2 separate regions of the Homo sapiens genome follow, and region 2 is linked to region 1. A link is a loop called in an ENCODE intact Hi-C map of the cell type or tissue named here. Cell type or tissue: prostate gland. All regions are shown on one strand.

Region 1 (8,000 bases):
ACCTGCACCCAGATTTCCTATCATGAGCATTAGAACACATATCTCTCCTGCTTCAGCCTTGCCAGTAAGAACAAGAACTCTCCTCTGCAGATAGCCCCTGCCTCACTCCTTCCCATTCTTGTGCTTCCTTCTTCATATACCAGTGATGAATTTCCCATGACTTGGGGAGAAAAATCCAACTGGAAGTGGAAGGAGATAGTAGTGGTGGTGGTGGAGGGGGTGGTGCGGGGTAGAGGAAGAGTTAGTGATGAATCATGAATACTTAGGTAATATAATGGGACAGGCTTGGGCAGGAAGAAACACTGGGGCAGGACAGTTCATGTGAAGAAAAAAAATGTTGTTCTGGGAGATGCAGGTCAGAGCAGGGCCGTTAAGTCAAAACCACCGGCACTGTAGAGATGAATATTGTAACCAGCTTTTATTTTAATTCAGGCTGTCCCCACATCCAACCCCCCTTTTTTAATTTGCAAGAATCCTCCACCTTGTGTGGTGTCCGTGGGATGTGGTACCTCAACTCTTACCAAAGAATATCAGGATGAAGTCTTCCTCCTTCACGCCCATCATGGAGGTGGGAGCACATGACCCAAGCTGGTTAATCCAATGCCCAGGGACCAGAGTTGAAGGGCAGTTAGCATCTTTCACCGTGTACCACATGGTTATGGTACCCAGCGATAGAAGAGGCATTCAGTACTGGCACGTCCTCTGGAAGTGGAGAGCTGATTTTGGATAGCCCTGGTCAGTTGCTGTTACTTGCATCAAACAGTCCTGATTACATCATGACCTCTCTTTGATCCAGAAGCTGTAAATTTCTACATGCCTTCAGGCAAACTCAGCTCTGTCTTCAAATAAAATAGAGGCAAATCAGATAGCTTTTTTCCCCTTAAAGACAAATTCCTTCCAAGGATTATCAATATATTTATTAATCTCTTCTCTTTATGGGCAGAAAAAAAGTCCCCATGAATTTAAAATGTGAAAATATATTTATTGACTTAAAGATATAATAATTTTAGGGAAGCAAAATAGTTGTGTTCAATTATTTTCACAGCAAGATGCCTGTAAAATGTATATAATTGGATTGATTGGCACTGTTAATGACTCTTCAGATATGTACAAATCTAGTCATACGCTCTAAAATTTGCAGAGACAAATCAATTTAATATGCTTTATTCACTTTCTAAGTTTAACATTGGGATATATTGTGATTGAATAAAACATTCAGATGTGCTCTAATTTACATTTTGCCCACAAAATAATTCCCAATTCTGCTTCATTCATACCATTGTTTAGTATTGTGGTTGTGTTCATCATTTCTTAGCAAGGAGAACATAAGTTTCATCTATTACCAGCTGAATGATTTGACTCAAAAGGCAATTAAAAATCACACTCTTGGGAGGCCAAGGCAGGTAGATCATGAGGTCAGGAGATCGAGACCATCCTGGCTAACACAGTGAAACCCCATCTCTACTACTGAAACTACACACACACACACACACACACACACACACACACACACACACACACACAGAGAATTAGCCGGGCATGGTGGCATGTGCCTGTATTCCCAGCTATTCGGGAGACTGAGGCAGGAAAATTGCTTGAACCCCGGAGGCGGAGGTTGCAGCAAGCCAAGATCACGCCACTGCACTCCAGCCTGGGCGACAGAGCGAGACTCCATCTCAAAAAAAAAAAAAAAATCACATTCAACCTAGACAGTGTTACCAGTTGAGCCACAGGTCAAGCCCAGGTTTAATGTAAAAGAGGACCACACTGGGAGTAGGCATGAAAACTGAGAGTCATGGTCCATTGGACACCATCTTTGAATGACTCACTTGGCCGCCTGCTTTTTATTTTCTCTATAAAATGGATTAACTATTGCCTGACTGTCAATCACTATCACTTTCAAGATATCTTCACTTAATAACAGGTTGTTATGAGGATTAAATAAAGCTTGGGAAAATTCTAGTGACTGCTCCCTATGGATGAACAGAGATAGACTTAAACTTGAAATGATACAAATCTAGTGAGCATAGAAAAATTCTGGATCCGAAGACTTCAGTGGGTTAAAAGGATGGACTTACTTTAGGAACATGCAATTCAATAGAGGTAGAAGAAAACTCCAACAGTTGGATCTATAAATACTAATGAAAAAATTGATGAGTAGATGAATGACTTAAGAGACCAATGTGGAAAAGAATGAAAGGTTTAAGTAGATAATAAAACAGTGAGATATGAAGAACTAAAAATACTTCATCCAGATTTTTTTAAATGCTTCAGTGGGACATAGTAGTTTTCTTCAAATATGTGAAGACTTTCATAAGCAGACATGGTAGACTTGCTCTTGAAAGGCGTATCAGCGGGTTAGAGGTGAAAGTCTGCAAGAACAATTCTGGCTACTCAAGAGATTTTCCAACTTGGCAAGAATGGAAAGAACCTTGGGACATAGTCTTGAGCTGCCCATCACTCTCAGGGCTTAAACGAGATTGAATATTCATTGCTGAAAATGTCAAAAAAGGGATTCAAAGATCAGTCAGCTGGCCAAGCAAGGTGATCTTTAGAGTGCCCTTCCAAACCTGAGATTCTAGATTTCCAAGCCTTGACTCTTAACATCTGTCATGGAACCATTATAGCACCATCTGCCCAATTTCCCCGCTGATGATTTCACCTGACTATGTAATCCTGGAAGAGGGGTGATGCCCATTAACTTGTAGTTGGTTTATATAAGCTAGAGCAAGCTGTGTGGTTTGAATCATGTATGTGTCCATAGGAATCTAAAATAATTGGCCAACTGTAAGCAGTGTTGTTGAATTTCATATTTGGTGAATATGTAAAATGCTTTGAATTACATTGAAACTTCCTAAGTTAACTTTAATATGTTCATGGACATTCATTATTTTCTCGTATTTCCACAAGTTAGAGATAGCTTTCCAATGGACAAATCTTTGCCTTTTATCTTAAGGAGCTGAGGTGATTCAAGCAAGCCATTTGGAAGTTCATAATTTTGTGGTTTTTTCCTTGTAAAATTGTCTTCACGAAGGAATTAAGTAAGCAATATTTGTTTTCATTGAGAATATAATTTTATTTACAACTGATCTATTGTAGAATTTGGGTTCAACCTAGGAAATTATTTTCCTCACATAAGAAAAAATACATCCAGTTTCTTGCTAGAAAAATAATCACTACTTGTTTTGTACATTTAAAATCATGAATTTCTATTCTACTGGTTGTCAAAATAAAGTTAATTTAACTTATTTTTTCCTCTGCCCTTGGCCCTTTTGGAGGGAGACTGGTCATTCCACAGTCGTTCATTCAAGCTTTGGCCACTAGGTGGAGTACTAGTTAAACATTGGCTGGCCTGCTTGCAATCTCACCTTGCACTTGAAAAACGCCAATTTTTTAGTCTTGTTATCAAAAGACCAATTTCATTCACTTTAAAATAATTGTATTTATTCTAGCATTTGTCTCACATGGAAGCATATATATTTTTTATCTGGTAAATAATTTTTTATGTTGTCCTGTAAGAAAATAAGCCACTTAATAAAATGAGTTCCTCATCAAGGGAGCTGTGCAAGCGGAGGCCAGACAACCACTTGGCAGACAAGTTAGAAACAGAATGACGTTTTCACTGTAAATATTTTCGTGTGTAGTATTTTCTGAAAACAAGGACATTCTCTTACATAACCAGAGTGCGATGACCAATACCGTTATCTTACCCAGGGGGTAGCAAGTTTTGGCCTGAAACTCAGTCAAATCCAGCCCACCATCTATTTTTGCAGGGCGCCCTAGGTAAGAATGCTTTTAGATAGTTAAGCTCTTTCTTTCCTTCCTTCTTTCCTTTCTTTCTTTCTTTCCTTTTTTTCTTTTCTTTTTCTTTCTCTCTTTCTCTTTCTTTTCTCTCTCCTTCCTTCCTTCTTTCTTTTCTTTCTTCTTGCTCTGTTGCCCAGACTGCAGTGCAGTGGCACGATGTCGGCTCACTGCAACCTCCGCCTCCTGGGTTCAAACGATTCTCATGCCTCAGCCTCCTGAGTAGCTGAGATTACAGGCGTGTGACACCATGCCCAGCTAATTTTTGTAGAGATGGGGTTTCATCACGTTGGCCAGGCTGGTCTCGAACTCCTGACCTCAAGTGATCCAGCGGCCTCGGCCTCCCAAAGTGCTGGAATGACAGGCATGAGCCACCGCACCCAGCCAGTTAAGCACTATTTAACACATGAAAGTTATATGATATTCACGTTTCAATGTTCATACACTAGATTTATCAGAACTCAGCATGCTCATTTGTTCACACGTCTGTGCCTGCTTTTGTGCTGCACATGCAGAATTTACTGCTTGTGACAGAGACCTGCCAAGGTTCTCTCACCGTTTGGTCTACAGAGCCTAAAATAGTTACTCTCTGGCCCTTTACAAAGAAAGCTTGCAGATCCCTGATCTAATCAACAAACATTATTCAAATCTTTCCAATTGTCCCACTAATGTCCTTTATTTGGCCTGGAATCCAACCTAATTATTTAACTTCTGTGGACCTTGGTTTCTCTCTTTGTGCGATTAAAATAGTAATAGATCTTTCCCATTTAATTTTTGTGAAAATTTTATGAGTTGATCCAATAAATCTCTTGGAACAATGTTTGGCCTATAGAATAACCACCACATTAAGTGTTGGCAATTGTTACTACTTCAATCTTAGTTTTACTTTTCATTTTTAAAAATTCATATATTTGGCCAGGCGCAGTGGCTCATGCCTGTAATCCAGCACTTTCAGAGACTGAGGCAGGAGGATCACTTGAGCCCAGGAATGTGAGACCAGCCTGGGCAACATAGCAAGACCCCATTTCTACAGAAAAAGCAAAAAATAATTATCTGGGCATGGTGACACATGTCTGCAATCCCAGCTACTCAGGAGGCTGAGGTGGGAGGATCGCTTGAGCATAGGAGGTTGAGGCCGCAGTGAGCCATGATTGCACCACTGCATTCTAGCCTGGGCAACAGAGTGAGACCCTGCCTCAAAAAATAAATAAAATAATATATGTATTTTTAAAATTAAGCAATACATACATTCAGTACAAAAGTTAAATGGTACACATACAAAAGAGAATGCTGCGAAATGTAAGTTTCCCTGCTACTCTCTCCAAAGGCTACTGCTTTGGGAAATTTTAAATAACTACGTAGTACTACATGGTATTTTTAAAAAACTTTTTATTTTTTTTTGAGACGGAGTTTCACTCTTCTTGCCCAGTCTGGAGTGCAATGGCAGGATCTTAGCTCACCGCAACCTCCGCCTCCTGGGTTCAAGTGATTCTCCTGCCTCAGCCTCCTGAGTAGCTGGGATTAAAGGCATGTGCCACCACACCTGGCTAATTTTGTATTTTTAGTAGAGTTTCTCCATGTTGGTCAGGCTGGTCTAGAACTCCCGATTTCTGGTAATCTGCCCACCTCGGCCTCCCAAAGTGCTGGGATTATAGGCGTGAGCCACTGCACCCTGCCAAAAATCTTTTTAAAATTAATTATTATTATTGTTATTTTTTTTCAAGATAGAGTCTCCCTCTGTTACCCAGGCTGGAGTGCAGTGGCATGATCTTGGCTGACTGAAAACTCCACCTCCTAGGTTCAAGCGATTCTCCTACCTCAGCTTCCCAAGTAGCTGGGATTATAGGCATGTGACACCACACCCAACTAATTTTTGTGTTTTTAGTCGAGACGGGGTTTCAGCATACTGGCCAGACTGGTCTTGAACTCCTGGCCTCAAGTGATCCGCCCACCTTGGCCTCCCAAAGTGCTGGGATTACAGGCATGAGCCACTGTGCCCAGCCACTGCATGGTATTTAACCAGTGCCTTGTTGGTGTACTTTTAGGTCACTCCCAATTTTTTGCTATTATAGTTACGAAAATATTCTTGTGTTTGTGTATAGACTAAATTCCTCAGTGTGATATGGAAGTACTGGGAAGGAAAGAGCATGATGCCTTTAAATGATATGAAAGCAAGGAAAGGAAGTGCTGGGTAGAGGAGGGCATGGTCCCTGTCTAGGACTCCACCCCCACAGACCTAGATGAGGACAGGCATTTCCTGCCCAAATGTTGCATTTCCCAAGACCACCCTGGCCTGCCACACCCCCATCCTGTGTCTATAAAAACCCGAGACCCTAGCAAGACAGACATACAAGCTGCTGGATGTTGAGCACATAGATGGAGGAACGCATGGGTGGCTGGATGTCAAGAGGAATGTACCAACAGTCACCAACAGAACAATGAGGAGTTTTGCTGGGGCAGTCAGAGGAGAGCCCAGGCTGCTGAGCAGTCCGACTCCAGGGGAAAACCTTCCCACTATATCCCCTTCTGACTTCCCCCAAGTTACCTCCACTCAGTAAAACCTTGCACTCATTCTCCAAGCCCAGGTGTGATCTGATTCCTCCAGTACACCAAGGCAAGAAACCAGGATACAGAAAGCTTTCTGTGCTTGTGACAAAGTAGAGTTTAACTAAGCTGGTTAACACAAGCCACCTACAGACGGTGAAATTAAAAGAGCAAAGCTAAAAGGGCACCCTGTAACACACGCCACTGGGGCTTCTTAGGAGTCGTAAACATTCACCCCTAGACACTGCAGTGGGGTTGCAGCCCCACAGCCTGCCATTCTGTATGCTCCTCTAGAGGTTTGAGCAGCAGGGCACTGAAGAAGCAAGCCACATCCCCATAACATGCCTTACGAGGGGGACAAGGGAACTTTTCCCATTTCTACTGGGGGCTTGTGAAGGACATGAATATCTTTATTTTTGAGAGTTGTTACCAAATTTCCCGTTTCAGAGATTGTTCCAATTTACAGTCTCACTGGCAGCATATGAGGGAATATGTTTCTTCCAATTATGAGATTATCATTTTAGGAGTTTAACAAACTGATGGCTGAAAATTGGTAGTTCCCTTTTTAATTTAAAAATCTCTTATTATTAGTGGAAATGAACATCATTATCTATTAAGAATCAGTTGTATTTCCTCTTCCGTGAACACTCTATTCATATTCTTTGACCAATTTTTAAAAACATTGGACATTTTCTTATGAGTTACAGATATTAGACATTTACAAAATTACGGCTGGGTGCGGTGGCTCACGCCTGTAATCCCAGCACTTTGGGAGGCCAAGGTGGGCGGATCACGAGGTCAGGAGTTCGAGATCAGCCTGACCAACATGGTGAAATCCCGTCTCTGCTAAAAATACAAAAATTAGCCAGGCGTGGTGGTGCTCTCCTGTAATCCCAGCTACTCAGGAGGCTGAGGCAGGAGAATCGCTTGAACCTGGGAGGCAGAGGTTGCAGTGAGACAAGATCATGCCACTGCACTCCAGCGTAAGTGAGAGCGAGACTCTGTCTCAAAAAAAAAAAAGAAAAAAAATTACTCTGTGATATGAACTGTATTTTTAGCCCAAATTGTCAATTGTTTTTCAATTTTGTTTATGGTGATTTTTAAATCATTTGAACTTTACTGTAAAGATACAGAATGATAATATGATACTTTATGGAAAGTTCCAAATTAGCATAAAAATCTCAGCTGGTGAAATGTCTTGACTTACTGGGGGGCAGTGGAGTGGCATGCAAAGAACCTGGGCTTTGGGCGTGGCTAAGCTTGGGTTGAATCTTCTGCTTACTAGTGGTGTAGCCTTTCTGAACCTGTTTCCTGATCTGTGCAACAGGGAACAAAGATGGCAGAATATGCCACTCTAAAACATGTCTCTCTGGCATAGGGATTAGTTTGAGCGGAAAGCACTTGAAAAGTAGCAAATGCAAGGAGAAGCTTTCTTTGAACTCCTCTTATTTGCCTAAAGATAGAAACTCCAAAAGGAACTCAGTTGTCATCAATCCCCTCCCCAGGAGTTTGATCAACCAGGGAAGATCAACTTTGATCACAAAATAGGAGACAAGAAGTCAGCACCGCACTCAGACAAACTTTGTCATGAACTATTAATGGGGTTCTGGACACAGTACCCCAAAATATGTTACCTTGGTGATATGGTTTGGCTG
Region 2 (8,000 bases), 810 kb before region 1:
CAAAAGGGGGAAAGATGTCTAATCTTTTTATTTTCAATTGGAAAATATGAAAATTTTCCATCAAAGAAAGTGGTACCTCAAGGAGAAAATATAAAGTCAGAAATCCAAATTAATGCATTTCTAAAAAATTCTATATTATCTACATTAATTTTACAAGTTGTATAAATTATTCAACAGAATATTTCACAAAGAAAGCATTTGTGTTTTAGAATCTGTTTCATATTTACAGTATAATATTGACCGAAAAATGAAATGCAAAATGTTTTAAAATTACCAAGATCCAATCAACAATGGAGGCCCACTAATATGTCTGACCTTTTGAAAGTGTAACCAAAATTACTTAGCCAGGAATGAAAGATTTCACTATGGCAGACTGATAAGAATGTTGGCTTCCCAATCTTACAGATCTGCTCCTTATGACCCCATATACATCCCATCCCGCCTATGCTCCAAAACATCATCACAAAGATTCTTTCTGTGCCTAGCAAATTTGGCACAAGTTGAGACAAAGAAAAAAAATAAATTTTTTTACTTTTATTTTTATTCCTTTTGCCTATTACATGAAAAATAGTCAATGGGCAAACAGAGACTATCAATAACAAAAGAAAACAAATATAAAACAAAAACAATGAACCACCACATCAAAGCAGAATTATCCAGACTGAATGGACATGATCTTAAAGGACTGCTAAAGGAATGTCTATGGTTGATTGAAATTTGATTTTAATTTTCCTAATTGTCAAATACCTAAAAATTATAATGCCACAGGAATTAAAACCCATGTAAACTGAATCCAAATTATGCATCTGAAAACCAGTTCCATCACTTCCTAATTATGTAACTTCAAATGAGTTTTATCCTTTTGTGTCACAATATTCTCATTCTAAAATGAGGGTAAAAGAAACCTACATTACAGGGTTGTTTTATAATAATATATAGAAAGATCTTAGGAAAGTACCTGGTTGAGACTGCATACCAGTGCATACATTTTAGCTATTTTATTTTTTAAGCATAAACTTAGAACTGTATTGAAAACATTCTAAGAATTGTCAAATGTTGGCTTTTAATATGTTTTCAGAGTTTAGAAATAGATATATTCATGCCCTTTTAATTTCTTTCTTAATGAATAAACATATTTCTTATATCTCTAATTATAATTTTATTAAAAACTCATGCATTACTTTAAACTTATATTTTTGTAAAAATAAATACATTTCATAAACTTCAGAAAATGGAGAAAAAATATGATCATCTTATATGCTAATGAAGATAGTGGGAGAGAGAAAAGCCATGTTCTCTTGCAGGGTCTGACAGGAGCTAGTTTTCCTGGCACAGTATTCCCTCTTTTTAGGGGGTGTCACTAGCTAACGAGAGTGCTGCCCATCTCTTTAGGTTGAGTGTAGGAATATGTAAAGAAAAGCCAAGTAGAACTTCTAGAAATAGAAAAGTATTGTCTCTAGTCATACAAATTAATTGAGTGGATTAAATAGCAGGTTACACAATAAGTAGAGTGAGAGTACTTGGAGGTAGAGCCGAAGAAGCTATTCAGATTACAGAGACATAGAGGGATACGATCTACAAAAGAGAAGTTAATAAAAATACAGAATAGAATAGAATAAAATAACAGAATGATAAAATTGGAGTGTCCAAGAAATATCCAAGAAAAAAGAGTAGATGAAGGACCTTATAAGAAGATATAATGGCTCAAAAATTGCCAAAATTTATGAAAAATATAAATCTTTAGATCCAAACGTGAGCCAAATCTAAAACAATATTAAAATATATGTATTGAAAGATAAATTATAGTGCTTCATATAGATCATAAATATATAAATTCATCTATGTATACCACTAAATTACATATCATACATTGCATTTCGCAGATTGTATCTTATATAAAAACGAGATCAGAATCAAACTACAGTACTTCAAAGATAATATCTCTCTGAAAAAAAAAGATTACCCAAAAGAACATGGTACAATTGTCATAAATAAAGACACGCTAAAGGTACCTCAGGAAAATGAAAACTGAATGAGTACCCAGAAAAATCTCACTAACATACCTTCTCAAGGATAAACCACAGGAAAAAAAAAAAAAATCCAACCCCAAAGGAGACACTGAGATTCAAGAGGTAACGTCAGCCAAAGCAATTAGTAAATCTATGGGTAAATTTAAGTAAGCATTGAATATGAATTAATAAATAAAGTTGAAGAATCATAATGGAATTAAAATACTGGATAATATTGACTTACAGTCAGGAGGCATCTGATCGGAGTTAGTATGCTTGGGTTTTTGTTTAATTCATGTATACATTTTAAGTTACATACGTTAATTTAAGTTCAGGGAACAAAAAATTCAGTATATTATTTCCAAACCAATAAAGAAAATATATAGTATTACAATAGTCATTAATTTAAAAGAAAGGGGAAGGGGAAGAATGAACAAACATCAACAAAGCGGGACAAATACAAAATAAAATGATTTAAATAAGTCTAAATATGTCAGTAATGAAAAGAAATTAAATAGACATGTTCATTCCTCTTGTATTTGAGAGTAGAGAAAAACATGTAAAATGTTATATTACCAATGGCATTGTTAAATACTATACACTTTGGAAGAAAGCAGTTAGTAATTTGACAAAGCAATTTGACAACCATTCTGATAGTTTATTTGATAGAAAACCCTAAAACACAGAGAAAGCCATAAATACAATGCATTATTTAAAATGCTGAAAGACGAAAGAAGGAAGGAAGGAAGGAAGGGAGGAAATGAGGGAGGGAAAGCAAAGAAGGAAAGAAGGGAGAAAGAGAGAGGGTGGGAAGGGGAGAAGAGGAAAAATTTAATGCTCAATGATATAGGTGGATGTTAAGATAAATTATATGATCATTTGCTGGATAATGTTGCAAGCATTTGATGCCTACAGAGATCATGTAACAATATGCCAAACTGTAATCAAATAATAAAACTAATTCATGCATACTATAATTACTATATATATGCATAGAAAAAATATATGCATAGTAAGAAATATTTTTAACTATCAAAGCATTCATTTAGTGTCATATAATTGTGGGTGACTTTTTCATATTCCTTTCAAGTTTTCTACAATGTAATTTAAATTTAGACTTAAATAAAAAGGAAAGAGGATTCTTGTTTCAAAAATCACTCCATTATGCTATACCTCAGAATATTTCTGAAGATACATGTTATAAGCTAGATGGTCTTAGCCTTTTTGGATTTGCTGAAGTCTACACCAAATCTAATATTGTGGATTTCCTTAGGTTGTCATTTGTGATATGTATATACTTACTCATATTTTTACTGCCACACTACATTCTCCTTTGTTTCTATCCTGGAGAAACTAAAGCATACAAAATCCAGGTGTGCCACCTCTTCCAAATTTTCTGGACTAAACTCTTAATATTGCTACATCTAGTGTTAGGACATTGGGCAGAAAATACTTCACCTTTTTGTGTGTGTTTTTTGTTTTTTTGTTTGCTTATCTGTGAATGGAGGTTGGCTAGATGACCTCTGATACCTCTTGTTCTAGTTACCCATAATTCTTGCTTCTTTCATTTTAAAATGGAAAGAAGCAGAATCCCAGCCAGTATAATTGCTGAATTATACCCAAATCTAATTTTAAGGCTGGCAAAATTACAGTAAAGATAATAGAGCTGAAAGAAATTTTAGAGACGGTATAGCCCACTCCTTTCTGAAGAAAACTAAGCCCTTGGGAGGAGTGCTCAGATTTTACCTAGAAAGTTAGTTATGAAATGGAGTGACATGTTTTTGCCCTGCGTCTCCACCCAAATCTCATCTTGAATTATAATCCCCACATGTTGAGGGAGGGACCTGGTGGGAGGTGATTATATCATGGGAGCAGTTTCCCCCTGCTCTTCTTGTGATAGTAAGGGAGTTCTCACAAGATCTGGTGAGATGGTTTAAAAGAGGCACTTTCCCCTGATCTCTCTCTCTCTCTCCTGCCACCTTGTGAAGAAGGTACTTGCTTCTCCTTTGCCTTATACCATGATTGTAAGTTTCCTGAGGCCTCTCTAACCATGTGGAACTGTGGGTCAATTAAACCTCTTTTCTTTAAAAATTACCCAGTCTCAGGTAGTATCTTTATAGCACTGTGAAAACAGACTAATACACTGAGAATGGAAAAAATCAAGATTCTGTATCCTCTATCTAGTGAATGAAATGACACCTACAAAGTGCTTAGCAGAGTAGCTAGCTCATAGTCATGGCAATAATGTTTTTTTCTTCTACTGTACTCTACACAATTAATTTTCTAGTATATATTAAGACATAGAAGGAAATATGTAAACCCTCTATTATGCACTCTGAAGCTACAGAGATGAATGAAAACATGAACTTTGTCCTCAGAAGAGTAATTATAATGGAAAACTTTTATTGTGCATTGCACGAAAGGTGCTCTGCTGAAGTTTGCATACATCACATATCATTTAATTCTCAAAGCATTCCTATCCAACATGTATTATTAGCATTGCTTTTTTATCAAGTGAGCAAATAAGGACTTAGGGAGGTTATACAGCCTCATAGCTAGTTAGTGGAAGAATTATGATTCAATGGATTCTGGCCTTGAGAATATTAAATATTAATATTAAGTATTAATATTTAACAGGTAAGATAATGGATTATGAATTTAATATCCATAAATCATCATTTGCGGTGAAGACATATGACCTGAAATAGACTTGATTTTTTCTCATCTCCAACCTTTCCACGTGCCATAAAAGCAGTTGTTCTAGGGAGTTGTTTTAGAGTTGTGTATGAGAATTACATTGAGAAAGCTGGAGTATTTATACCAGAGAAAGGGAAACAAACAAAAATGAATAGAAAATCAACAGAAAATAAAAGAATAGGAAAAGAAGAAAAATAAATGAAAGTTTTGAGAGAAGGCATCAGAGGATTTTGAGTTTGGGTTTCTTATAATTTGGGGCACTATAAACCCTTTCCCAGTAGGTGGTGCTAGAGTATATCAGCTCCAAAATCCAGAAAGGCTGGCTTGGTCCCTTTCCTCTCCACATACAGAAACAAAACAAAGCAAAACCCCTCACAACCAATCAAATACCAGAAGTTGAGCATTGACTGACTTTTTGTAGTGATGCCAACTTTAGAAAAAATTATGCTTTCCTCTGTATTACACAAAAAAAGAGACTATTTGAAATGCACTCCCCTTGTGAGGAAATACTGTAATGCCAGCAAGAGTTGAAACCTTTTATTCAGTATTTTTCCTCTGAGAATTTGTCCTTCATTCTCGAAAGATGTTTTCCATAGCCACTTAGTACAAAGTAAAAGGAGTTTCAGAGATTCCCAGTTCCACATAATAAACGCAATATAAAAAGAGGTTTGCAAATGCTCACCTCCCCAACAATTTTTTCATAATGAAAGAAAACATGAGAATAATAAAATGTCAGTATAATATGATTTAAGAATACACTGAAGGAAAATCCTTTAATTTCTCAGCCAAATAATACAGAGTTATGTATACCCAGGAAACTAAGACCTGATGGAACTACCAGAGACTTTTCCTTTCTCAGCCTGGGCTAGTCCCCAAAAAAACACATTTATTAAAGTGTATTCTCTTCCTGGCCCATGGATACACTGAGATAGACTTTCTTGTATGTTGAGAAATGATCACTTGTCATTTTCATTCCAACATCTTTAGTTTAATCATAAATGTGTCATTGAAGACATGTATAAAATGTAGGTATAGCTCGGCCGAGCGCGGTGGCTCACGCCTGTAATCCCAGCACTTTGGGAGGCCGAGGCCGGCAGATCACGAGGTCGGGAAATCGAGACCATCCTGTTAACACGGTGAAACCCTGCCTCTACTAAAAATACAAAAAAAAAAAAAAAAAATTAGCCGGGCGTGGTGGCACACGCCTGTAGTCCCAGCTACTCTGGAGGCTGAGGCGGGAGAATGCCGTGAACCCAGGAGGCGGAGCTTGCAGTGAGCCGAGATCGCACCACTGCATCCAGCCTGGGCGACAGAGTGAGACTCCGTCTCAAAAAAAAAAGAAAAGAAAAGAAAAAAAAGAAAAGAAAAAGAAAGTAGGTATAGTTCTATTGGTTTCTTATCAAAAGCAACATTCCTCTGCCTATTATTCCCAGCGGTATCTTGCCATTTCCATCTTATCTTCCCATGAGAGTCAAGAAATGATTTTATTTCTTTAATGTGCTAAAGAATACAGCTAGTGCAAAGGGCTTGGAAAGATTGCAAGAGAATAAGAAGCATCTGCATATACAGAAGGAGATAATTTTTAAGTAAATGAGTGATGACATTTGTAATTTAAGTTTTCTCCTTCAGCTTTAGTTTTCAGGAATAAAACACTGTGCGTGTAAGATTATAAAGGCCAGACCGCCGATGGAGGTTTGGGGCACTCCTTCAACCACTCACAAATTGGACAGTATGTTTTGATGGAGCGTGCCGTCCTTTATCAGGTATTTCAGGTTATGAGGAGAGGCTACAAGCTGTGAATCAACATAGCTAATCGAGACAGAATTTGTGTTTTGTGCTTCATGGATCTTTTTTACATTCATGTCCACTTAAAGAAGGCAGCCAGCTCCTTCATTCTTTTAACCTCACAGGAGGTTTGTGCTGTAGGACAGAAAGGCTAATTATCCAGCAGATGATCTGCCTTCCTGGCACTCCTTGAGGGAATTATGCCAGATAGGGGAAAGGGAGACATGTGCCTTGTGGAAAAGAGAAGGTGGGAGGGGAGGCATGCCCCAGAAGTCCAGGATGGGAAGAGAGATCTGCAGACTCCCAGGGAACCTACAGCTTTCTCCTTCACAGCATTGCAGGAGGTGAGCGGAGTTTTGGGTTAGGTGGGAGGGGTGTGGCTGCCTAGTATGCCTGAGGGGCTGGAGTTTAGGCTGAGTTTCACAGCCTTTGCAAAGTTTACTGGGCTTCCAGATGGCACTAAAACCCAAGGTTCTCAGATTTCAGTAGCCCTTGTAAGTTTAGACAAGGCATCTCAGTGGTAACCGGATGAGTAAAAGACCCCCAAATGCTTTGGTTTTCATAAGATGGGTGTGAGTGAGAGAGCACCAAAATAAATTCAGATTGAATTATCACGGGATTTGAGCTCAAAAAAAGATCTAAGCTTACTTTAAATAAATACATTTGATTTCTCAGATTTTTTTACTAAGACTTATATTTATTTTAGTTCGAGTTTAGTTTCTCATTCTGAGATTTTCCCCTAAAAATGTAACTAACTGTCCCTGCCAACAAAGGCAAATAACATTTTTGTCCCAAAGAAAATACAAAATGCAAAAAGTGGGGAGAATTGTATAAGAATACCTTTTTAAAATACTGTTCTTTTCTGGGTAAACATAATACTTGATAAAAACTCAAGGAACTATCATTATTATGTAACAGGCAAATTTTTGCAATATAAGAATTAGGGAGGGGTGTGTAGATTTTAACATCCTTGTACCTGCAAGTGTGCATGGCAACAAAAGAATAATGTTTGGGTTTTTATGATGTGAATCAAGAGAGAGCCTCATGGCTGAATTATCCAGTGACATAGAGAAGTTATTGTTCACAACCTTTTATGTTAGGGTAACAAGGAGATGACAGCCAAGACCTAACTAAGGTCATACCACAATTCCTTTGGTTCAGTGTTCTAGCCACACCTTGCTGTACCTCAGTTCTTCAACAAACAAGGTGTGTGCCACCTTGTGGTTAGAAATTCTCAGCAGATAATTGTTCTTTTATTCTAGCTTATCTAGAGCTAAGTTCAGGACAGACAAGTATTTCAGACATCTCCATTTTAAAGCAAAGTCAGGTTTTTCCCTTGAGATTTTGCTGCTCCCGGCATTATGCTGTGGATCCTACCAGAGCTCTAGTCTCAAGCTTTGTTTCCTGTCCCAAGAGCTCATGACCCCTCACATTAGCAGATCCAGTACTCACTCACTCCTCTGGATTGCCTTCTTATTTTATATTTATTTATTTATTTATTTTTGTGAA

The links. A loop is a pair of places that touch in the nucleus more often than their neighbours do. Peaks named below come from ENCODE experiments on the same cell type or tissue, not always from the same donor. Only the 100,000 strongest peaks of a DNase experiment are listed, where the experiment ranks them.
Region 2: it touches region 1 in a loop (3-fold over the local background); 18 of 110 quality-filtered maps call a loop at or near these places.

Annotation. Positions count from the first base shown.
Region 1 is chr9:72,267,394-72,275,393 of GRCh38, reverse strand. It overlaps the pseudogene LOC100289320. Among named protein-coding and RNA genes, the nearest start is that of LINC01504, 34 kb to the left of the region's middle. In prostate gland, a CTCF peak has its summit at 3,317 (motif pointing right); a DNase peak (open chromatin) is centred at 3,303.
Region 2 is chr9:73,079,202-73,087,201 of GRCh38, reverse strand. No RefSeq gene overlaps it. Among named protein-coding and RNA genes, the nearest start is that of ANXA1, 69 kb to the left of the region's middle. In prostate gland, a CTCF peak has its summit at 4,989 (motif pointing right); a DNase peak (open chromatin) is centred at 5,001.